Linked DNA regions of Homo sapiens: region 1 is linked to region 2. A link is an interaction called in ENCODE POLR2A ChIA-PET data of the cell type or tissue named here. Cell type or tissue: PC-3. All regions are shown on one strand. Each heading gives the region's core, and the rest is flanking DNA. Links, peaks and the distances in the headings are about the cores only.

Region 1 (9,730 bases), core at 13-2,512, 49 kb before region 2:
CCCCTGAGCTGGGCAAGGGCAGCCAGCCCCTGTCACAGAGATTCAACGCCATCAGCTCAGAGGACTTTGACCAGGAGCTTGTCGTGAAGCCTATCAAAGTGAAAAGGAAGAAGAAGAAGAAGAAGACAGGTACCCTCTGTAGCTGGCACACACCCATCTGGGGTTACAGTCTTTCCAGATTCTCTGGGAGTGCTGCTGCTCACTGAGTGAGCAATGCTCCATACATCCAAAAGCAGAGAACACATACATTTCTTCCCCAAAGGAGTTTTACTGCAAAATACTTCACATTAACGGAAAATACACACACACACACACACACACACTGTAAGGTCTAAATGATGACAGAACACCTGTGTGTACTCACCACCCTGCTTAAAGGGTCTCAGTTTTGTACTTTTCAATATTTATTTATGTATTTATATTATTTATTTATTTTTTGCGACAGAGTTTCGCTCGTCGCCCAGGCTGGAGTGCAATGGCACGATCTCGGCTCACTGCAACCTCACCTCCTGAGTTCAAGCAATTCTCCTGCCTCAGCCTCCCGAGTATGCATGCCCAGCGAATTTTGTATTTTTAGTAGATACAGGGTTTCTCCATGTTGGTCAGGCTGGTCTTGAACTCCCAAACTCAGGTGATCTGCCCGCCTCGGCCTCCCAAAGTGCTGGGATTACAGCGTGAGCCACCGCGCCTGGCATAGTTTTTAGTATTTAAATTAAAATGTCGGGGCCGGGCGCAGTGGCTCATGCCTGTAATCCCAACACTTTGGGAGGCCGAGGCAGGCGGATCACGAGGTCAAGAGATTGAGACCATCCTGGCCAACATGGTGAAACCCCGTCTCTACTAAAAACACATAAATTAGCTGGGCTTGGTGGCATGTGCCTGTAATCTCAGTCACTCGGGAGGCTGAGGCAGGAGAATCACTTGAACCTGGGAGGCAGAGGATGCAGTGAGCCGAGGTCACGCCACTGCACTCCAGCCTCGCAACAGAGCAAGACTCCGTCTCAAAAAAAAAAAAAAAAAAAGTGTTGGTTTATCCATGTATACCATTGATTAAATCAGAGATTCTGTGAGCCTGGGTGGAAAGTTGTGGAAACCAGAAGATCTATGCTGGTAAATACTTGGGACATTTTATGTTTAGTGTTGAATATGCTACCAAATATGGGATTTAACATTGAATTTTTTTCTTTTTTTTTTTCAACTTTTATTTTAAATACAGGGGGTCCATGCGCAGGTTTGTTACATGGGTATACAGCACCCAGGTAGTGAGCACAGTATGCAGTAGGTGGCTTTTGACCCATGCCGCCTCCTCTCCCGCTCTGGAGGTCCACAGTGTCTGTCCTTCCCATGTTTATGTCCATGCGTGCTCAGTGTTTGGCTCCCACTTACAAGTCAGAACATGCTGTTGGTTTTCTGTTCCTGTTGCATTAATTTGCTTAGGATTACGGCCAGCGGTTCCATCCATGTTGCTGTAAAGGACAAGATTTCATTCTTTATTTTTATTTATTTATTTATTTATTTATTTATTTTTTAATTTATTGGAGACAGAGTTTCACTGTTGTCACCCAGGCTAGAGTGCAATGGTGCGATCTCGGCTCACTGCAACTTCCGCCTCCCAAGTTCAAGCAATTCTCCTGCCTCAGCCTCCCGAGTAGCTGGGATTACAGGTGCCCACTACCACGCCCAGCTAAGTTTTTGTATTTTTAGTAGAGGCAGGGGTTTACCATGTTGGACAGGCTGGTCTTGAACTCCTGACCTAAGGTGGCCCACCCGCCTCGGCCTCCCAAAGTGCTAGGATGGCTTATGAGCGTGAACCACCGTGCACAGCCCAGATTTCATTCTTTGTTATGGCTGTGTAACACTGAATTTTTCAAACCTTTTACTCCTTGGTTCCTGTTAATCCTCTCTAGCTAAGATGACTGCAACACTGAAGGAAATGTTATTAGATTTCTAAGCATTTTAATAATTATAAGGAATTGGTTTGTGACCCAGGTGAACATCTCAGTTTGTCCCCTGGTTTTTCTTAGCTGCCCTCAAACCCATGGATTTGTTCAGTACTTGCATGCATAGAAAGCATCTCTTTGTTGGGATTATTTGTACTTAAGAGGTTTATTCTTCATTCACCAAATATCCTTTATTTAAAATTTTTTTTCTTGAGCCAAAAATATGTGTGCAAGTTAGTCTCTTACTAATCATATAGAACCGTGCCTTATTTTGAATGTTCTTATTCTGAATTAGAAGGTGGAAGCAGGAGCACCTGTCACAGCTCCCTGGAATCGACACCCTGCTCCGAATTTCCTGGGGACAGTCCCCAGTCCTTGAACACAGACTTGCTGTCGATGACCTCAAGTGTCCTGGGCAGTAGCGTGGATCAGTTAAGTGCAGAGTCTCCAGACCAGGAAAGCAGCTTCAATGGTGAAGTGAACGGTGTCCCACAGGAAAATACTGACCCCGAAACGTTTAATGTCCTGGAGGTGTCAGGATCAATGCCTGATTCTCTGGCTGAGGAAGATGACATTAGAACTGAAATGCCACACTGTCACCATGCACATGGGCGGGAGCTGCTCAATGGAGCGAGGGAAGATGTGGGAGGCAGTGATGTCACGGGACTCGGAGATGAGCCGTGTCCTGCAGATGATGGACCAAATAGCACACAGTTACCCTTCCAAGAACAGGACAGCTCTCCTGGGGCGCATGATGGGGAAGACATCCAACCCATTGGCCCCCAAAGCACTTTTTGTGAAGTCCCCCTCCTGAACTCACTCACTGTGCCTTCCAGCCTCAGCTGGGCCCCAAGTGCTGAACAGTGGCTGCCTGGGACCAGAGCTGATGAAGGCAGCCCCGTGGAGCCCAGCCAAGAGCAGGACATCCTAACCAGCATGGAGGCCTCTGGCCACCTCAGCACAAATCTCTGGCATGCTGTCACTGATGATGACACAGGTCAGAAAGAAATACCCATTTCTGAACGTGTCTTGGGGAGTGTGGGAGGACAGCTGACTCCGGTCTCTGCCTTGGCAGCCAGCACTCACAAGCCCTGGCTTGAGCAGCCTCCACGGGATCAGACATTGACGTCCAGCGATGAGGAGGACATCTATGCCCACGGGCTTCCTTCTTCATCCTCAGAGACGAGTGTGACAGAGCTCGGACCTAGTTGCTCCCAGCAGGACCTGAGCCGGCTGGGTGCAGAGGACGCCGGGCTGCTCAAGCCAGATCAGGTATGTGGGTTCGGGTGGTGGGAAAAGTAGCTGAGGCTTCTTTCTTAAGGGTAATAATTGTCAAGACTGATTATTTTCCTTCTCATGGAAAGAAATTCTATTCCTACTGCAAAATCCGTAGGCCAACTCTGTTTTCAAGTCTGGGTTTCAGGGGATTTCCAGCACAGGGACTATGAATGGCTTGAACTACTTCTGACCTGTTCTACCCTGCTCAGTAACCTGCCTCCCCAACCAAGGTAGCGTCTTGCTGTTTCCTCTGACCCCACAAGTGCAGGCTGGTGTAGGCACTTACTGTTAGCCATCGTAGGGCAGGGCTGAATTGGCCTGGGGCCATCTCAGAAAACCAGTGGGCAGAGGACTGTCCACCTGTGGAGTAGAGAAAGCTCTGAGCAGTTTGGAGGCAGGGAGTCTCCTGTCCTTCTCCTCACACCCCTCCAAGGAACCATCTGCAAGAGCACGAGGCCATTTCCAGAACTGCTGTCTCCTCAACCTCCGAACAGTGGCTCCAAGGCTCCCCTGCGAGCTGTACAGGAACCAGTTTGGAGTAACCAGTCTTTGTAGGTCCACCCAGCACATGTAACTAGGAGATGACTTTTAACTGTCCTTGAGCATTTTATATTAAAAGTGATTTTTTTAAAAGTGCCTACTTCCCTTAGCAAGTAATTATTACTAGATATATTTGTTTCAAAACTGTGTCTTGCCCTGTCTCCTACTAACTGTCGATGTGAGGTATGAATTATGGCTGCGCACTTACAGCCACGTGTGCTTTCCACAGTCTACGCTGGCTTCTGTCAGTGCTAGCAGTGTGACGCTTTGTCAGTGCTCACCATGTGCAGGTATCCCACAAAGCACTTTAGAGGTTTAACTCTTTTACTTCTCTAAACACGAACTATAAAATAGGCACTCTTCTTGTCCCCATTTTACAGAGGAGAAAATGGAAGCACAGAACAGCTAGACAGCTTGCACAAGGTCACATAGCAAATGAAGGGCGGGCCCCAGGACCCCCTCACTCACCCTCTGTGCTGTCATGCCTCAGAAGTGAAACATGCTGCTTACTTGTTTTGAGACAAAACGCCATAAGTCTGGCTTTTTTTTCTTCTTTCTTTCTTTTTTTTTTTTTTTTCTGAGACAGGGTCTCACTCTGTCACCCAGGATGGAGCGCAGTGGCGCAATCATGGCTCATTGCTGCCTCGACCTCCCCAAGCTCAAGTGATCCACCTGCCTCAGCTTCCTGAGTCACTGGGACTACAGGCATGTGCCACCATGCCCAGCTAATTTTTGTATTTTTTGTAGAGAAGGGGTTTTGCCATATTGCCCAAGCTGGTCTCGAACTCCTGAGCTCAAGCAATCTGCCTGCCTCGGCTTCCCAAAGTGCTGGGATTACAGGTGTGAGCTGCTGTGCCTGGCCAAGGGTGGCCTTTTATTCAGTCATCCGGCATTTATCTTTTCAACCCAGTGGTTCTTGAGTGGCCTTGACTGTCAGCCTCTGTGATTATGCTGGGGACCACAGTGCAGATGGCAGCTAGTTGTGGATTCCATCTTCCTGAGCCTCAGAGTCTTGAGGGGGAGCCAGGTACATGTTCACATCCTCGCAGTTGAGTGGGACTCAGGTGAGGGTACTGAGCAAAGTACAGGGCTGCAGGAAGCGCAAGCAGCATGGCCCCCTAATGTCTGGGCGTTAGCCAGGCAGACTGTCGGTGGGGTGGGGTATTGGAATTCTAGGCCAGAAATTTAGGAAAGCCCTCACTTAGGTGACAGGGATCCTGGCCCTTTGAGCCCCTGACTCTCTAACTTCCTCCCTTCCTCATCCCACTCCAGGTAGCTGGGAAGCCAAGAAATTTTATGGTGTGTTTTTATTTGGAGGTTCGGTGTGGAAGTAAGACTTGCCATGGTGAGCAGGGCTGGATTGAGAAGAGTTGGGCACCATTTTCTTTGAAGTAGTTAACTTCTATGTGGGTATCTGTACAAATACATTTATCTTCTTTGCATTTATTGAAAAGTATTAAAGTACAAAGACTTTATTTAGCTTTGATTTTTAAAAGAATTCTAGCAAGGTCGGGCACAGTGGCTCACGCCTGTAATCCCAGCACTTTGGGAGGCCAAGGTGGGCGAATCACCTGAGGTCAGGAGTTCGAGACCAGCCTGGCCAACATGGCGAAACCCCGTCTCTACTAAAAATACAAAAAATAGCCGGGTGTGGTGGCAGATGCCTGTAATCCCAAGTACTCAGGAGCCTGAGGCAGGAGAATTGCGACTTGCTTGAACCCAGGAGGCGGAGGTTGCAGTGAGCCGAGATTGTGCCCCTGTACTCCAGCCTGGGCGACAGAGCGAGTCTCTGTCTCAAAAAGGAAAAAAAAAAGAAAATATGGTGGAAAAAAGAAAGACAGTGGTAGTGCCATATATCCAGTGCCTCTGTAATGATTAGACTACAAAAAATTGACTTGCATCCAAATGTTGAAGAACCTGGCTCTTTGTGTAAGGTGAGGTATGCCTGCAGAATAATAGCAGCTCCTTCGTAACGTGATGTGATGCTCTAAGCGTTACATTTGCAAAGGTGTTAGAACAGGAGAAAATGTCATCCAGGGACTCCAGGGAGTCTTTGTAGGGAGACAGCAGCACGCGTCTCAGAAGGTTTGTAGTAGAGGGGTGTCCACAGATAGCAGGGGTTGGGAGAAGGGTTGACTTGGCGTCTTGCTGACCCGTTTTACCGTCTCGTGTTAATGATATCCTCTCACCTTTCTTACTGAGAACAGTAAGCCAAATGTGGCTGTGTCCTCTGCCACAGAACTCACTGGCTCTTCCCTTGTTAGTTTGCAGAAAGCTGGATGGGCTACTCGGGTCCCGGCTATGGCATCCTCAGCTTGGTGGTCTCCGAGAAGTATATCTGGTGCCTGGACTACAAAGGCGGCCTGTTCTGCAGCGCGTTGCCGGGCGCCGGGCTGCGCTGGCAGAAGTTTGAAGATGCTGTCCAGCAGGTGGCAGTCTCGCCCTCAGGTTCGCCTCCCCGCTCCCTGCTCCCGCTCCCTGCTCCCGCTCGCCGCTCCTGCTCCCCGCCCCCGGGGTGCAGACATCTTAGTACAGGGCTCCCCTGCAGCAGCTCTGGGCTCACGCTGCCGTGCGTTCACCAGGTTTGCCTCTTCAGGAACGTTTGAGGGGTTGTCTCCAAAGAACGTGAATTGCTTCATTGGATGTCAATTCGTAGTGTAAATGGGTGTTCAGTTTGAGTTTTTGTTTTCTTTATTAATTGCAATGGTAAGCTCTGATCGTATTTTTGTAAGCTAGACAAAAAGTTTGAAAATTGAGGGACTTTTTTAGGGATATTAATATACTAACTCTTCATAAAAATAATACGTGTTTCTCTTTCTCATTGTTGCTTTAAAGCAACCGAACTAACGAAGACGGGCCTATGGATATGTTAGATATATTCCAATTATTTGGCTTCCTCTTTAGGAATTCTGTTTTAATGAGCTCTCTGCTGTGGGTGAACAGTCTACTCCCTGACTCTAAAAGGAAAGTCCATTCATTCTTTCATGCTGCTGTTAGGCCATTGTTAGTGAACTGGAGCTGGTGTTTCCTGAACGATGTTCTCCTGAGCTGGAAGACCTCCCATATCTGCATGGAATCATTTGCTTGCTTTTTCTTTCTTTCTTTCTTTTTTTTTTTTTTTTGAGACAGAGTCTTGCTGTGTTGCCCAGGCTGGAGTGCAGTGGTACAATCTCAGCTCACTGCGAGCTCCACCTCCCAGGTTCGCACTATTCTCCTGCCTCAGCCTCCCCAGTAGCTGGGACTACAGGCACCCGCCACCACGCCCAGCTAATTTTTTTGTATTTTTTTAGTGGACACGGGGTTTCACTGTGGTAGCCAGGATGGTCTTGATCTCCTGACCTCATGATCCGCCCGCCTCAGCCTCCCAAAATGCTGGGATTACAGGTGAGAGCCACTACGCCCGGCTTTGCTTGTTTTTTCTTAAGGTTGTGTTGGCCACGTCGGCACCTACGCCAGTGGGGACACTTTTGCCTTGAAGCAGCCTGGTTTACTGTCAGGACATTGGAATAGAAGTCAGACGAAGCCGAAGCTGAGTCTGTGGCTTGGGACCTGTCTGTTCTCTGTAACTTCACTGTGTTTCGGGATGAATTTCCCTTAATTCTCCCTGGTCTCTGTCACTGTTTAAAATATTAGTTTGTTCAGCGTTGTTTTTCTTGCTTGCTTTCACTGTTTGTTTGAAAAATATTTTTCTTTAGAGACTGGCTAACAACCCACTCCACAAGCTGTCATTACACAGTTGTGTGTTTTAATTCATTTCTCGTTGGTATCATTTACCTTCAGGTTTGTCTCCTTAGCCTTTTAGAACTTTGGTTCTATTCCTGACTATATTAGTTACTTGTATTCCCAGGCCCCTTGGTCCCTCACTGTGCTAGCGGGAACTCTGTATCTCCATGAGATTCACCTGCTCAGTTGAGGCGTCCTTCAGGGCCCAGTCCCATGTCCTTGGTGGGCAGCAGAGCCCTTGTGCCGGGGGCACCACAGGCAGAGATGCTCGACAGGCCCTCTAGTCCAGCCCAGCTGACACTCGGTGATCACTGGTGGCCCCTTGCCTTGCCTGCGTCGGCCTGCTCCAGGCCTCCAGCTGCAGCGCTATCCTGCCTTCCCTTTCCTCTCTCCTCCTCCATCTCTTCATCAAAGTCCTCTTCACAGTGAAAACAGGCCAACTCAGTGCAAGTGTGTTCCTTCTGTGCACCTTTTCCATTCAGCTCATCCAGAACTGATCCTTCTCTTTGAATCCCTAAAGGACTTTTTCAGCCTCTCCTAGGGCACTAGTTGTGCTTAGGATGTTTATTTGGAGACTTATCAAACCTAATAATGTCATCAGTGTTTCTCCTCCCGTGTGAGGAGCGCCTGTCATGTGCCCAGCTCTGTGGCCATGTGGTTGATCTGCTTCCGTCTGCAGTCTTTAGAGCAGCCCTGTAAGGTGGAGATGATCCCCACGGCCCAGGAGGAAAGTGAAGCTTGGAGACGGGCGGTGACATGGAGCCTGAAGCTGCATAGCCACTGGGTGGTGGCCAAGGGCCCAAACCTGGGTCTGGTGGCCTCTTTCCCCACTTGGGGGGACAGAACAGGATGTGTTTTAGAAATCTTTCTCCCCTCAATGCCCAGCATGAAGACTTTTGTATAGAAATATATTCTAGTATTTATTGGACAGTGAATAGAATTTTTATTTCCATAGGAGCCCTTCTCTGGAAGATTGAACAGAAATCTAACCGGGCTTTTGCTTGTGGGAAAGTCACCATCAAGGGGAAGCGGCACTGGTACGAAGCCCTGCCCCAGGCAGTGTTTGTGGCCCTGAGCGATGACACGGCCTGGATCATCAGGACCAGTGGGGACCTATACTTGCAGACAGGTAACCGCGGGCCACGCTTAGAGGCCTGCCAGCTCTGCCGTCACTGCCTCTGCTGCACCCTGCTTTGCTAGTAACATGCTTACCACAATCGCTATGATTAAGAGGCTAAATCCATTCGAATTAAGACACTTCTGGGAAGAGAGTATTTGCCATTTGGCATGTATTAGCAGTTTCCTGCATTGACACAAACTCAACCCAGGACAAATTTAGGGCAAAAATGAATAGGATTATTTGGTGAGATACAGAAACAGAATCTTATTCTCCTATGGCCAACCACCGCATATCACGTATCCTACAATGTTAGATCTTAAGAGGTAAGAATACAGAGGAAGGACATAAAATTCATTTCCCCCTTTAAGCTAAAGTTTAAGTGGCTGCATTTTTTTTTTCAGCCATATCAAAGCCCGGCTCCTATATACTTACTTACCCGTGGGCCAGGAAAAAAAAAGAAATAATTTGCTCTTTTTTATTTTGAGACGGAGTCTCGCTCTCTTGCCCAGGCTGGCATGCAGTGGTGCCATCTTGACTCACTGCAACCTCTGCCTCCTGGGTTCAAGTGATCCTCCTGCCTCAGCTTCCTGATCACAGGCTGGGATTACAGGTGCCCATCACCACGCCCAGCCAATTTTTTTGTATTTTTAGTAGAGATGGAGTTTCACTATGTCGGCCAGGCTGGTCTTGAACTTCTGACCTCAAGTGATCTGCCCGCCTCAGCCTCCCAAAGTGCTGGGATTACAGGTGTGAGCCACCACACCAGGCCATAATTTGCTCTAAATAGCAGTTCAGGCCAGGTGTGGTGGCTCATGCCTGTAATCCCAACACTTTGGGAGGCCTAGACGAGCAGATCACCTGAGGTCAGGAGTTCAAGACCAACCTGGCCAACATGGTGAAACTCTGTCTCTACTAAAAAAAAAAAAAAAAATACAAAAAATTAGCTGGGCGTGGTGGCGCTTGCCTGTAATCCCAGCTACTTGGGAGCCTGAGGCACAAGAATCACTTGAACCTGGGAGGCAGAGCTTGCAGTGAGCTGAGATCGCGCCACTGCACTCTCCAGCCTGGTGACAGGGCGAGACTCCGTCTCAAAACAAAACAAAACAAAAATAGCAGTTCAGCAAGTCAC
Region 2 (13,231 bases), core at 4,266-6,765:
GATGTGAAGAAGAAATACAACTGAAAGTTGTCCAAATTTGATGAAATAATTATGCTGAGTCAAGAAGCCAAAGAATACATACTGTTATCATTTCATTTATATAAAATTTGGCCAGGTACAGTGGCTCATGCCTGTAATCCCAACACTTTGGGAGGCTGAGGCGAGCAGATTGCCTGAGCCCAGGAGTTCAAGACCAGCCTAAGCAACATGGCAAAACCCCGTCTGTACAAAAAATACAAAAATTAGCTGGGTGCCTGTAGTCCCAGCTGCTCAAGAAGCTGAGGTGGGAGGATCCCTTGAGCCCAGGAGGCAGAGGCTGCAGTGAGCCATGATGGCTGCCACCTCACTCCAGCCTGGGTGATAGAGCATGACCCTGTCTCAAAAACAAACTTATTTATATAAAATACTAGAAAATGCTAACACAGGCCAGGTGCTGTGGCTCATGCCTGTAATCCCAGCACTTTGGGAGGCCAGGGCGGGTGGATGACCTGAGGTCAGTAGTTCAAGACCAGCCTGGCCAACGTGGTGAAACCCCGTCTCTATTAAAACTACAAAAGTCAGCTGAGTGTGGTGGTGCACACCTGTAATCCCAGCTACTTGGGAAGCTGAAGCAGGAGAATTGCTTGAACCTGAGAGGCAGAGGTTGTGGTGAACCGTGATGACGCCATTGCACTCCAGCCTGGGCAACAGAGCGAGACTCCGTCTCAAAAAAAAAAAAAAGGAAAGAAAATGCTAACACAGATCAGTGCTTACTCAAGGCCTGGCAGAAATTTCAAAGGGGAGGTGTGGCAGTGGCTTCAAGAGTGTATGCATATGTCAAAGCTTACCCAATTATGTACTTTAAATGTGTGCATTTCATTGTATGTCAGCATACCCCTGTAGAGCTGGTTTTTTTTTTTTTTTTTGAGACAGAATCTTGCTCTGTAGCCCAGACTGGGGTACAGTGGTGCGATCTCGGCTCACTGCAAGCTCCGCCTCCTGGGTTCATACCATTCTCCTGCCTCAGCCTCCCAAGTAGCTGGGACTACAGGCGCCCGCCACCATGCCCGGCAAATTTTTTTTTTTTTTTTGTATTTTATGTTGATACAGGGTTTTACCACGTTAGCCAGGACATACAAAAAATTAGCCAGGCGTGGTGGCGGGCGCCTGTAGTCCCAGCTACTCAGGAGGCCGAGGCAGGAGAATGGTGTGAACCCAGGAGGCGGAACTTGCAGTGAGCCGAGATCGCACCACTGCACTCCAGCCTGGGTGACAGAGCGAGACTCCGTCTCAAAAAAAAAAAAAAAAAAAAAAAGAGTTAGCCAGGACGGTCTAGATCTCCTGGCCTCGTGATCTGCCCACCTCCCAAAGTGCTGGGATTACAGGCGTGAGCCACCGCACCCGGCCTGTTTTTGTTTTTTAGAGACAGAGTCTCACTCCATTGCCCATGCTGGAGTGCAGTGGAGTGATTGTGGCTCACTGTAACCTCAAACTCCTGGGTCAAGCCATCCTCCCACCTCAGCCTCCCAACTAGCTAGGACACTACAGGCATGCACCACCGCACCTAGCTAATTTTTAAAAAAATTTGTAGAGGCATAGTCTTGCTATGTTGCCCAGGCTGGTCTTGGACTCCTGGCCTCAAGCAAGCCTCCCACCTTAGCCTCCCAAAGTACTGGGATTACAGATGTGAGCCACCATGTCTGGCCTCTGTAGAGTTGTTTTAAATATTAAAGTGTACAAAAAAAAAATTTAAATGGGCCGGGTGTGGTGGCTCATGCCTATAATCCCAGCACTTTGGGAGGTCGAGGCGGGTAGATTGCTTGAGCTCAGGAGTTCAAGACCAGCCTGGGTATTATTGTGAAATCCCATCTCTATGAAAAATACAAAAGTTAGCCAGGTGTGGTGGCATGTGCCTGTAGTTCCAGCTACTGGGGAGGTTGAGGCTGCAGTGAGCTGTGATCATGTCAGTGCGCTCCAGCCTGGGTGACAGAATGAGACCCTGTCTCAAAAAAAAAAAAAAGTTTTAAATGAAGATTATAGGGTACCCTACATTGTGTTTGGTTTGCAGAGGGAACAGAAATGAGTGAAGCTGCCTAAGCATGGTGGCTCACACCTGTAATCCCAGCACTATGGGAGGCCGAGGCAGGTGGATCACCTGAGCTCAGGAGTTCAGGACCAGCCTGAGAAACATGGTAAAACCCCATCTCTACCAAAAATACAAAAAATTAGCTGGGCATGGTGGCACATGCCTGTAATTTCAGCTACTCGGGAGGCTGAGATGGGAGGATTGCTTGAGCCCAGGAGGCGGAGGTTGCAGTGGGCTGAGATCATGCCACTGCACTCCAGCCTGGGCGAAAGAGTAAGGCCCTGTCTCAAAAAAAAAAAAAAAAAGGAAAAAAAAAAGGAAATGATTGAAGCTGTTTTTGGAGTTAACTGACCAAAAGTTAAATGACTAAAAGAAGAGCGAGGCAGGAGGTTATAGAAGCAATCATGAAAAAAATACAGATCCCCAGGGTCCCAAACCTGGTTTCCGAGGATGGGTAGTGTTTGAACTTGGACTTGAGACTCAATGGGCATTTTCAGTGACCAGCAGGTAAAGAGGCTTGGCCTAGTGTTTCTGAGTAGGGAAGAGTGCTCCTCCCTGCTGCCTTGGGAGGACTGTCTGCTGCTGGACCACCCTGAGGACTGTGAGACATTAGCTCTGTGGGCTTCTAGGCTCCTGGCAGTGAACCTCTGGGAGTGAAGGATGCACAAAGGATGTTGTGGGAAAGAGAAGATCTGAGATGTCCTTTGGGTCATCTTTGGAGGATCTTGACTCTGAGGCTGGAGGGTTTGTGGCTAATTCCATGGGCAGTGGGGGCTGTTGGAGGCTCTTGAGCAGGGCCGGACAGGACCCAAATGGAGAAGGTCTGCAGTGAGCTGTGGAAATTCTTTGGCCTGATTCGCTGGATTTGTGGTGCACATCTGTGAGATGTGAGATTGGGATGGAGTGGACATGGGGACTCTGACATGGATTGTTTTGGGGCAGAAGAAGCCAATCCATGCTGGCGTCCCAGCCTGGGTCTGTAATCTCATTAATCTCCTTTTGGTGACTGGACCAGTTGCCTGTACAAGTGCCTCTTGGTCTCCTTGATCCAACCTCACTGAGCCAGCGTCGCTTGTATGCATGATACTGCAAGACTTCCTTCCCAGCTGGCCTGCACGCAGGTGCCTTGGAGAGGCATTGGGCAGATGGCATGTGGCCATTTCCAGCAGTGGGGCGCAGTGCTCAGGGAGACTGCAGCATCCTGGAGCCCTGCCAGCCAGGAGGGACTGTTCCCATTGCGGGCAGAATCTGTTACTTGCAATCAGAAGAACTTCAACTAATACTTGTTTTTTGCCTGTAGATTCAATTGACCTTGGGAATGTTGCTTAAACTCGCCTTTCACTTTCATTTTCCTATCAGTAAAGTGAAGGGTCATATCCACATTAGAGCCATCAGAGGAGCTTATTAAAAATGTCCAGGCCTCGGCCCTCCCTGGAGATATGAATTCAGCAGGTCTGGGGTGAGGCCCAGGCATCTTGGTTGGTTTTTTTTTTTTTTTTTTTATTGATTTATTTGAGACGGAGTCTTGCTCTGTCGCCCAGGCTGGAGTGCAGTGGCATGATCTCGGCTCACTGCAAGCTCCACCTCCCGGGTTCACGCCATTCTCCTGCCTCAGCCTCCCGAGTAGCTGGGACTACAGGCGCCCACCACCACACCTGGCTAATGTTTTGTGTTTTTAGTAGAGATGGGTTTTCACTGTGTTAGCCAGGATGGTCTCGATCTCCTGACCTTGTGATCCGCCTGCCTTGGCCTCCCAAAGTGCTGGGATTACAGGCGTGAGCCACCATGCCCGGCCTATTTTTTATTTTTGAGACAGAGTCTCAGTCTGTCATTCAAGCTGAAGTGCAGTGGTGCGATCATAGCTCACTATAACCACAAACCCCTGGGCTCAAACAATACTCCTGCCTCAGCCTCCAAAATGGCTAGGGGTATGCACCATCACACCTGGCTCATTTTTTAATTTTTATTTTGTAGAGATGAGGTCTTGCTGTGTTGTCCAGGCTGGTGTCAAACTACTGGTCTCAAGTGATCCTCCCACCCCTCAGCCTCCCAAAGTGCTGGGATTGCGGGCGTGTGCCACTGTGCCTGGCCAGTTTTGTTTTTTGGTTTTGGGTTTTTTTTTTTTTTTTTTTTTTTGAGATGGAGTCTTGCTCTGTCGCCCACTGGAGTTCAGTGGGGTGATCTTGGCTCACTGCAACCTCCGCCTCTTGGGTTCAAGTGATTCTCCTGCCTCAGCCTCCTGAGTAGCTGGGAGTACAGGCACCCGCCACCACGCCTGGCTAATTTTTTTTTTTTTTTTTTGAGACAGGGTCTCACTCTGTCACCCAGGCGCGTAGTGCAGTGGCACAATCTCAGCTCACTACAACCTCTGCCTCCTGGGTTCAAGTGGTCCTCCCACCTCAGCCTCTTGAGTAGCTGGGGCTACAGGTGAGTGCCACTATGTATTTGTATTTTTAGTAGAGACGGGGTTTCTCCATGTTGGCCAGGCTGGTCTCAAACTCCTGATCTCAGGTGATCTGCCCGCCTCGGCCTCCCAAAGTGCTGGGATTGCATGCGTGAGCCACTGTGCCCAGCCACACCCAGCTAATTTTTGTATTTTTAGTAGAGATGGGGTTTCACTGTGTTGGCCAGGCTGGTCTGGAACTCCTGACCTCAAGTGATCCACCTGTCTTGGCCTCCCAAAGTGTTGGGATTACAGATAGGAGCCACCACACCGAGCCTGGTTTTTATTTTTCATGAAAGTCATACATGAAATGCCAAGTGTGGTGGTATGTGCCTCTAGTCCCACCTACTCAGGAGGCTGGGTGGGAGGATCACTGGAGACCAGGATCATCCACCGCACTCCAGCCTGGGCAACAGAGTGAGCCTCCATCTGTAAAAGAAAGAAAACAGAGTCACATGTGAAAATCAGTAGGTTGACATGTCAGTGGGTTCTATAAGATGTGCTATAAGAAACATGTCTCTCCTGCCAATTTTGCCCTCTCTGGAGAGTTCCTTTCAGTTCTTTTCGCTGCCTGTCTCTGAATGCTGCTTCGGGAGCTGTGTTTGGTCCCCTGACTTCAGGTGTTTCTGGTTGACTCTCTGCGGGAAGAGAAGCATGCAGAGCTCTTGCATCCCCCGTCCCCCATTCCCCCAGCCACCCACCTCCCTTCCTACTTCCACCCTGCCAGAGCTGCAGTGCTTCCTGGGCACGGGCCTTGCTGTGAGGACAGAGGAGCTCTTCACAGCGGAGGCAGGGGATGAATCACACCTGCAGTTCCTTGTCTGTGTGACTCTTTGTTTTCCCTGGACTTGATAATCATCTTGTTTGCTCATCTAGTTTTTTTTCTTTTTTTTTTTGAGACAGAGCCTTGCTCTGTTGCCCAGGCTGGCGTGCAATGGTGCGATCAATCTCTGCTCACTGCAACCTCCAACTCCTGGGTCCAAGTGATTCTTCTGCCTCAGCCTCCCGAGTAGCTGGGCTTAACAGGCGTGTGCCACCACACCCAGCTAATTTTTTGTATTTTTAATAGAGACAGGGTTTCACCACATTGGCCAGCCTGGTCTCAAACTCCTGACCTCAGGTGAGCCACCTGCCTTGGCCTCCCAAAGTGCTGGGATTACAGGCATGAGCCACTACACCCAGCCTGCTCATCTAGTTTTCTAAGTGCAGTTCCACACATTCAATCCCAAACTCTCTGCCAGTTGTCTCACACATTAGGAATGTGTCCTCTCCATTTCTTCCCCCTGCAGAGATCTCTCCTGCACCCTCTTGGCCAGCTCCAGTCTGGCCTCGTTCCTCTCTCTACCCGGGACCCAGCTGTTGTCCTAGCGTCACCTTTGACCTCCCCTCATGTTAGAGCCCCTTTCTCCCGGATCCCGGGTCTTCCTCTCTCTGTGTCTGTGTTTGTTTGGGTGGAGTTTATCTTCCAGTCGGTTCCCAAGGAAGGGTTCATGGTTGGTGACTTTTTGGAGGTATTGCATGTCTGAAAAGTCTTTCATCTGTGTTCACCCTTGACCTTGCTGGATATAGCAGTCTAGGTTGGAAACCATTTTCCTTTAGGATTTTGAGGGTCTTTCTCCATTGTCTCTCGGCTTCCAGGATTGCTACTGAGAAGCCAGAAGCCTTTCTTTTTTTTTTTTTTTTTTTTTTTGAGACGGAGTCTCGCTCTGTCGCCCAGGCTGGAGTGCAGTGGCATGATCTCGGCTCACTGCAAGCTCTGCCTCCCAGGTTCACGCCATTCTCCTGCCTCAGCCTCCCGAGTAGCTGGGACTACAGGCGCCCGCTACCACGCCTGGCTAATTTTTTTTTTTTTTGTATTTTTAGTAGAGATGGGGTTTCACCGTGTTAGCCAGGATGGTCTCGATCTCCTGACCTTATGATCTGCCCGTCTCGGCCTCTCAAAGTGCTGGAATTACAGGCGTGAGCCACCTCGCCCGGCCCAGAAGCCGTTCTAACACCTGATCCTTGATACTTGACCTGTTTTTCTTTCTGAAAGTTTGTAAGGTCTCTTTGTTCCTAGTGTTATAAGAACAGATACATAGTGGTATGCCTTGGTGAGGGCTGTGTTCATCCTTGCAGCCAGGTGGTTGCAGCCTATGTGCTGGTGGGTGTCTGGGTCCTCTGCTGGGGTCCTCTTCTGCCCCGCCTCTCTTGTTTTCCTTTTTTTGTTGTTATGTTTTTGTGTGTTGTTGTTGTTGTTGTAGGGTTTTTTGTTGTTGTGGGGTTTTGTTTTGTTTTGTTTTGTTTTTGAGACGGTCTCTCACTCTGTCACCCAGGCTGGAGCACAATGGCGCAATCACAGCTCATTGTAGCTTTAAACTTCTGGGCTCAAGCAATCCTCCCACCACAGCCTCCCAAGTAGCTGGGACCACAGGCATATGCACCATGTTCAGCTAATTTTTTTATTATTTTTTGTAGAGATGGAGTCTCACTATATTGCCCAGGCTGCTTTTGAACTCCTGGGCTCCAGCAATCCTGCCACCTTGGCCTCCCAAAGTGCTGGATTCCAGGCATGAGCAACTGCACCTGGCACCCCTCCTGTTTTCTGTCTGCTCTGGCTGAAGGCCTCCTTTTCCTTTTCTTTTTTTTTTTTTTTTTTTTTGAGTTGGTGTTTTTGCCCTTGTTGCCCAGGCTGGAGTGCAGTGGCGCAATCTGGGCTCACTACAGCCTCTGCCCCCCGGGTTCAAGCGATTCTCCTGCCTCAGCCTCCCACGTAGCTGGGATTATAGGCACCTGCCACCATGCCTGGCTGATTCTTATATTTTCAGTAGAGACAAGGTTTCACCATGTTTGCCAGGCTGGTTTCGAACTCCTGACCTCAGGTGATCCACCTGCCTTGGCCTCCCAAAGTGCTGGGATTACAGGCATTAGCTACTGTGCCCAGCCTGGAGGCTTCCTTTTGTATTGTGGACTTTCTAAGCTGGCCTCCACTTTTCCTTTCTCTCCTGTTTCTGTCTTTTTATGCTTTTATCCTGCTTTCTAGAAGACATTCTCAACCTTATTTCTCCAACCCTCTGTCAGATTATTTCCATGATCACATGTTTAATTTCTGAAAGTTCCTGTTGTTGTTTGATGGCTGTAGAGTCAGTCTTCTCTCATCTCCCTAAGGATGTTTTGGAAGTTTCTTCTCCCTGCCTGGTCTTTGTATGTCCCAAGTTGTGTGTTTTCTGTCTAGTTCGCCTTTTACATGGCAGAGGCTTTCTTCAGATGTTGGCAGTCCCCTGGTTGGAAGAGTGAGGCCCAGCAAGGCTGACTGGAAGCCCTGAGCACATGCATGGAGCCTGTGGGCCCCGCGGGTCTCTGACAGCAATCTGGCTGGGCTGCTGGGTGGGGAGTCGTTGCTTTTAGCCTTCCAGGGCCCGCTGAGTCCTTGCCATGCATCCCCCACTTTCCAGCTTCCAGAATTGTATGGCTGCTTCCTCCCCTCATTCTCTCTGTCCTTAGGAGATTTGAACCTTTTTTCTTTGAGATGGAGTCTTGCTTTGTCACCCAGGCTGGAGTGCAGTGGCCCGATCTCAGCTCACTGCAGCCTCCCCCTCCTGTGTTCAAGCAATTCTCTGCCTCAGCCTCCCGAGTAGCTGGGATTACAGGCGCATGCCACCATGCCTGGCTAATTTTTGTATTTTTGGTAGAGACAGGGTTTCGCCATGTTAGTCAGGCTGGTCTCGAACTCCTGGCCTCAGGTGATCCGGTCTGCCTCGGCTTCCCAAAGTGCTGGGATTACAGGCGCGAGCCACTGCGCCCGCCCCGTTTTTCTTTGTTTAACCCATTCCCTCTCATGGTAGTGGTGCTTGAGAAGGGAGTGAAAGAGTAATTGTGTGCTCATTATCATCACTGCCCAGAAGCTTCTGGCTTCTTCAGCGCCCTGCAGGTGACTCTTGCACATACCCAGCGCTGAGCACCATGGTGCAGCTCATCCCCTTCACCTCCACGGTTCTGGTATCACAGTCTTCAGAGTATAGCCACTATTTTCCTCTAAGCCTCTGAACATCTTTGAGTGGTATTTAGGTGCTGGTGGGGCTGCCTGTTACACTGTAAGTTGTTCCGTCAGCACAACTATGCTGCCTGCAAATGAAGGTATGAAACCTCCCCAAACTGCTGTCTAATGGTGTGGGATGGAACCAGCTCCCTTTGAGAGAAACTAAATTGTTTTTTGCCACTTCCTTTAATTTTTTCCATGTTGCCTTTTTTTCCTATACCTCCATTTAAACATCTATTGTTTTTGAGCTCTCTTCTTCAAAACTTGCTTCTAGGAACTATTACCCCTCTTCACCATATTGAACTCTAAGTCTTTTCTCTCATTCTGGAAGGCCATGATACCTAGAAGTAGACCACAGGGTTCTAACGGGGTGCCCTGGGTCCTGCAGCAGTCCCCTCATCGTGCTTTAACAACTTATGACCCAGTAGTTTAAACAACGACCTAGGGAAGCTTGTCCCAGCCTGCCCTGCGTGTGCCCCCAGTAAAACCATGAGCGGCAGGAAGGGGAGCCCCTCGCGATGCTTGCCATGACCCTAGAGGAGCAGAGCCCAGAGATCATCTTTAGGGACCTCTCCCTCTGGGCTGCACTCATCCAGAAGGTGCTTCCCCGAGCCTGTCTGTAGAGTCAGCCACAGAGCAGGGCGATGAGCTATCAGAGACCAGGGTGTGTGCCACTGGGTCCAGCTTCTGCTCTTCTTGTCTCACAGCAATATTTGAGTCCTGGTGCTAGCCATGGCGCAGTCGTTGGGCTGGTATCAGTGACAAGGTCTGGAGGGTAGACAGGAAGAGTGGCCAGTTGGCTCCACCAGCCCCTGCTCAGGAAGGACAGAATGTGACAGGCACCCAGGAAACCTGCTTCTGAGCGTTTTCTTTAGCGCACCCCCTACAATTAGCAGATGCAGCTTCTTGCTGGATTCTGAGGTCACACCTCAGACCAGATGTAGAGGCCCAGCAGTAACTGGAGTCAGTGCAGAAGGACCCACCACGGAGAGGGAGAGGCCTCTGACAGGCCAGAAGAGAGCAGCAGTGGAGCCTGTTTCTGTCTGGAGCCCTGCTCTGCTGGGCCAGAAGTTTCCAAATGTTTTTTAGCAGTGGGACCCATTCTTCAAATTAAAAAAAAATTTTTTTGAGTTAGGCTCTTGTTCCGTCACCCACGCTGGAGTGCAGTGACACAATCTCAGTTCACTGTAACCTCAACCTCCTGGGCTCAAGTGATCCTCTTACCTCATCCTCCTGAGTACCTGGGACTACAGGTGTGTGTACAAAATACAAAAAACACTCCCAGCTGTCCAGCCTTAAATAAAATCTTGTACATAAGCCAGATGTGTTCAACAAGTAACAGCAAAACTGGTCCCATGAAACTGCCCCTTCCACAGGGGCCCTGAGGCACCTCTGCAAGGCCAGGGCCCCACAGGCGCTGCTGGAAAACTGCTGGTCTTCGGGCCAGTGAGGACAGAGAGAGAGCTCAGCACAGCAGGCCCCGGGCAGCCATACCCACCTCGTACCACGGTCAGAGTCTCGAGGAGCCTCAGAGATCATGGTCCCCGGCTCCTCCAGCTAAGGACACAGACCACGAAGAGGAGGTCCTCCTAGTGTGTCAGCCCTGGCTCTGAGAATTTACCTTTAATTTAATTCTAGACCTATTAACATGGGTATCGGGTTTTTAAGCCCATCTGAAATTGGGAAGAATAGACCAGAAGCAGGAAGAGGGTCTGCTACAGGGAAAAAAGAACTAGAAAGACCAAACAGAAGTCAGAAAGTACAGCTACCACGGGGCCATGTGACAAATGGCCCAACCAACCCACACGCCTCAGCGCCCCCTGAGGCTGCACGGATAGACGGACAGACACACAGCAGCACCATGAATCCTTGAGGGAAAGTAAAGCTCAGCATGTGTCAGTCTTTACGGGGATTCAAGGTTAAAACAGGGAGGGAGAGAGACTTGGAGGGAAAAGAAAAGGCAGTGTGGAAAGCACAAATGGCCGCCTGGATAACCGTGGTTTGTTTGGGTTAGGATTATTTCCAGAGGCGTCTTTCCTGGGGCATTTGTGCTGCCGCTTCAAAAACCCTCGGTCCACCCTGGTATTCCTGAAACATTCCTGCTGAATTTCTTCCAAGTTCTGATAAGTCCATGCCAAAATGGTCTGTCTAGATACATGTTTCCTTTGGCTGTGAAATCTTCAGCATGTTTTTGTTTTTCAGCCTGGGTTTACCACATTCTGACTGAGGAACATGTGTGAGTGTGTGTGTGCGTGCGCACACGTGTGTTGATAAAAGCTATGATAAAAGCTCAGCTACAAGAAGTTTGAAGAACTGTGGTCTGAGCCCCAGACACTTGTGTTTTCTTTTTCTTTTCTTTTCTTTTTTTTTGAGATGGAGTCTCGCTCTCTCCCCCAAGCTGGAGTGCAGTGGCGCAATCTGGGCTCACTGCAAGCTCCGCCTCCCAGGTTCACACCATTCTCCTGCCTCAGACTCCCGAGTAGCTGGGACTACAGGCGCCCGCCACCACGCCTGGCTAATTTTTTGTATTTTTAGTAGAGACGGGGTTTCACTGTGTTAGCCAGGATGGTCTCAATCTCCTGACCTCGTGATCCGCCCACCTCGGCCTCCCAAACTGCTGGGATTACAGGCGTGAGCCACCACGCCCGGCCTGTTTGTTTTTTTTTTTTGATACGGAGTTTCACTCTTGTTGCCGAGGCTGGAGTGCAATGGCGCGATCTCGGCTCACCACAACCTCTGCCTCCCGGGTTCAAGCGATTCTCCTGCCTCAGCCTCCTGAGTAGCTGGGATTACAGGCATGAGCCACCACACCTGGCTAATTTTGTATATTTTTTAGTAGAGATGGGGTTTCTCCATATTGGTCAGGCTTGTCTTGAACTCCGGACCTCAGGTGATACGCCTGCCTCAGCCTCCCAAAGGGCTGGGATTACAGGCGTGAGCCACCACGCCCAGCCTCTTTTGCATTTTTATGAAGTTTTTAATATGAATAAGCCAAAATTTTAGATCACCTACTACTTTTTTTTTGTTTTTTTAGTAGAGATTAGGTCTCGAGCTACTGGGCTCAGGCAATTCTCCTGCCTCAGTGTCTCATAGAGCTGGGATTATAGGTGTAAGCCACTGTGCTCGGCCTTTTTTTTTTTTTTAATTGAATTTTTTTTTATTTTTTTGATACGTAGTTTCACTCTTTTTGCCCAGGCTGGAGTGCAATGGCGCAATCTTGACTCACCGCAACCTCTGCCTCCTGGGTTCAAGCAATTCTTCTGCCTCAGCCTCCTGAGTAGGTGGGATTACAGGCGCCCCCCACCACGTCCGGCTAATTTTGTACTTTTTTTTTAGTAGAGACGAGGTCTCTCCATATTGGTCAGGCTGGTCTCAAACTCCCGACCTCAGGTGGTCCGCCTGCCTCAGCCTCCCGAAGTGCTGGGATTACAGGCATGAGCCACTGCACCCGGCCTAATTGAAATTTTTATTGAGATAATGGTCACTGCACTTGTATTTATAAGAAATCCTGAGTACCCTTTACCCAGTTCACAGCAATGGTAACTGCAAAACTATAGTACACTGTCACAACCAAGGCTTGTCTACTTTTTTTTTTTTCTAAATTGTGATAAAATACACATGAGATTTACCGTTAGTGACAGTACATTTGCAATGTTGTGCAACCATTGTCACTATATAGTTCCAGAACATTCTTTTTTTTTTCTTTTTTGAGATGGAGTTTTGCTCTTGTTGTCCAGGCTGGAATGCAGTGGCACAATCTGGGCTCACTGCAACCTCTGCCTCCCCAGGTTCAAGTGATTCTCCTGCCTCAGCCTCCCGAGACACTAGGACTACAGGCATGCGCCACCATGCCTGGCTAATTTTGTATTTTTAGTACAGATGGAGTTTCACCATGTTGGCCAGGCTGGTCTCAAACTCCTAACCTCAAGTGATCTGCCCACCTCGGCCTCCCAAAGTGCTGGGATTACAGGCATGAGCCACTGTGCCCAACCTAGTTCCAGAACATTCTTATCCCTCAAGAAAGCCCCTAGCAATGTGAAGCCACTCCCCATTCCTCCTCCCTCCTCTCTCCCAGCCTGTAGCAGCTGCTCACCTGATTTCTACCTGGGATTTTCCTCTTCTGGATGTTTCATAGAAATGGAATCCTGGCTGGGCGCGGTGGCTCACACCTGTAATCCCAGTACTTTGGGAGGCTGAGGTGGGTGGGTCACAAGGTCAGGAGTTCAAAACCAGCCTGGCCAAAATGGTGAAACCCTGTCTCTATCCCAGTACTTTGGGAGGCTAAGGTGGGTGGATCACAAGGTCAGGAGTTCAAGACCAGCCTGGCCAAGATGGTGAAACCTTGTCTCTACTAAAAATACAAAAATTAGCTGGGCATGGTGGCAGGCCCCTGTAGTCCCAGCTACTCGGGAGGCTGAGGCAGGAGAATCACTTGAACATGAGAGGCAGAGGTTGCAGTGAGCCAACATCACACCATTGCACTCCAGCCCGGGCGACAAGAGCAAAACTGTGTCAAAAAAAAAAAAAAAAGGAATCCTACAGTGTGTGGCCCTGAGTGATACGTGCTCTCTCTGACAGCCCCTGAGTGTGTCTGGGTTTTGTCTGTTTAAATGAGGGTTTATTCAGCCCCAGACTTCTGGTACAAACCAGGGGACAGCTAGCCGCTCTTGCACTCAGCACAGCTAACAAACCAGCAGTGCCAGGC

The links. ChIA-PET counts read pairs that join two places held together with the same protein. Peaks named below come from ENCODE experiments on the same cell type or tissue, not always from the same donor. Only the 100,000 strongest peaks of a DNase experiment are listed, where the experiment ranks them.
Region 1: POLR2A ChIA-PET joins it to region 2 with 10 read pairs; 10 of 35 experiments call an interaction of 5 or more read pairs at or near these places.

The regions. Positions count from the first base shown.
Region 1 is chr14:102,432,000-102,441,729 of GRCh38, forward strand. TECPR2 (tectonin beta-propeller repeat containing 2) reads left to right here. Exons shown (of 20, transcript NM_014844.5): 8 at 1-129; 9 at 2,236-3,212; 10 at 6,023-6,206; 11 at 8,437-8,610. Among named protein-coding and RNA genes, the nearest start is that of ANKRD9, 73 kb to the right of the region's middle. RefSeq lists a silencer at 6,110-6,159 and an enhancer at 7,829-8,336. In PC-3, for the core only: no CTCF peak of the experiment used is centred there; no DNase peak of the experiment used is centred there.
Region 2 is chr14:102,476,664-102,489,894 of GRCh38, forward strand. The region is part of intron 17 of TECPR2 (tectonin beta-propeller repeat containing 2); the gene reads left to right. Among named protein-coding and RNA genes, the nearest start is that of ANKRD9, 26 kb to the right of the region's middle. In PC-3, for the core only: no CTCF peak of the experiment used is centred there; DNase peaks (open chromatin) are centred at 5,308 and 5,738; H3K27ac peaks cover 1,511 bases.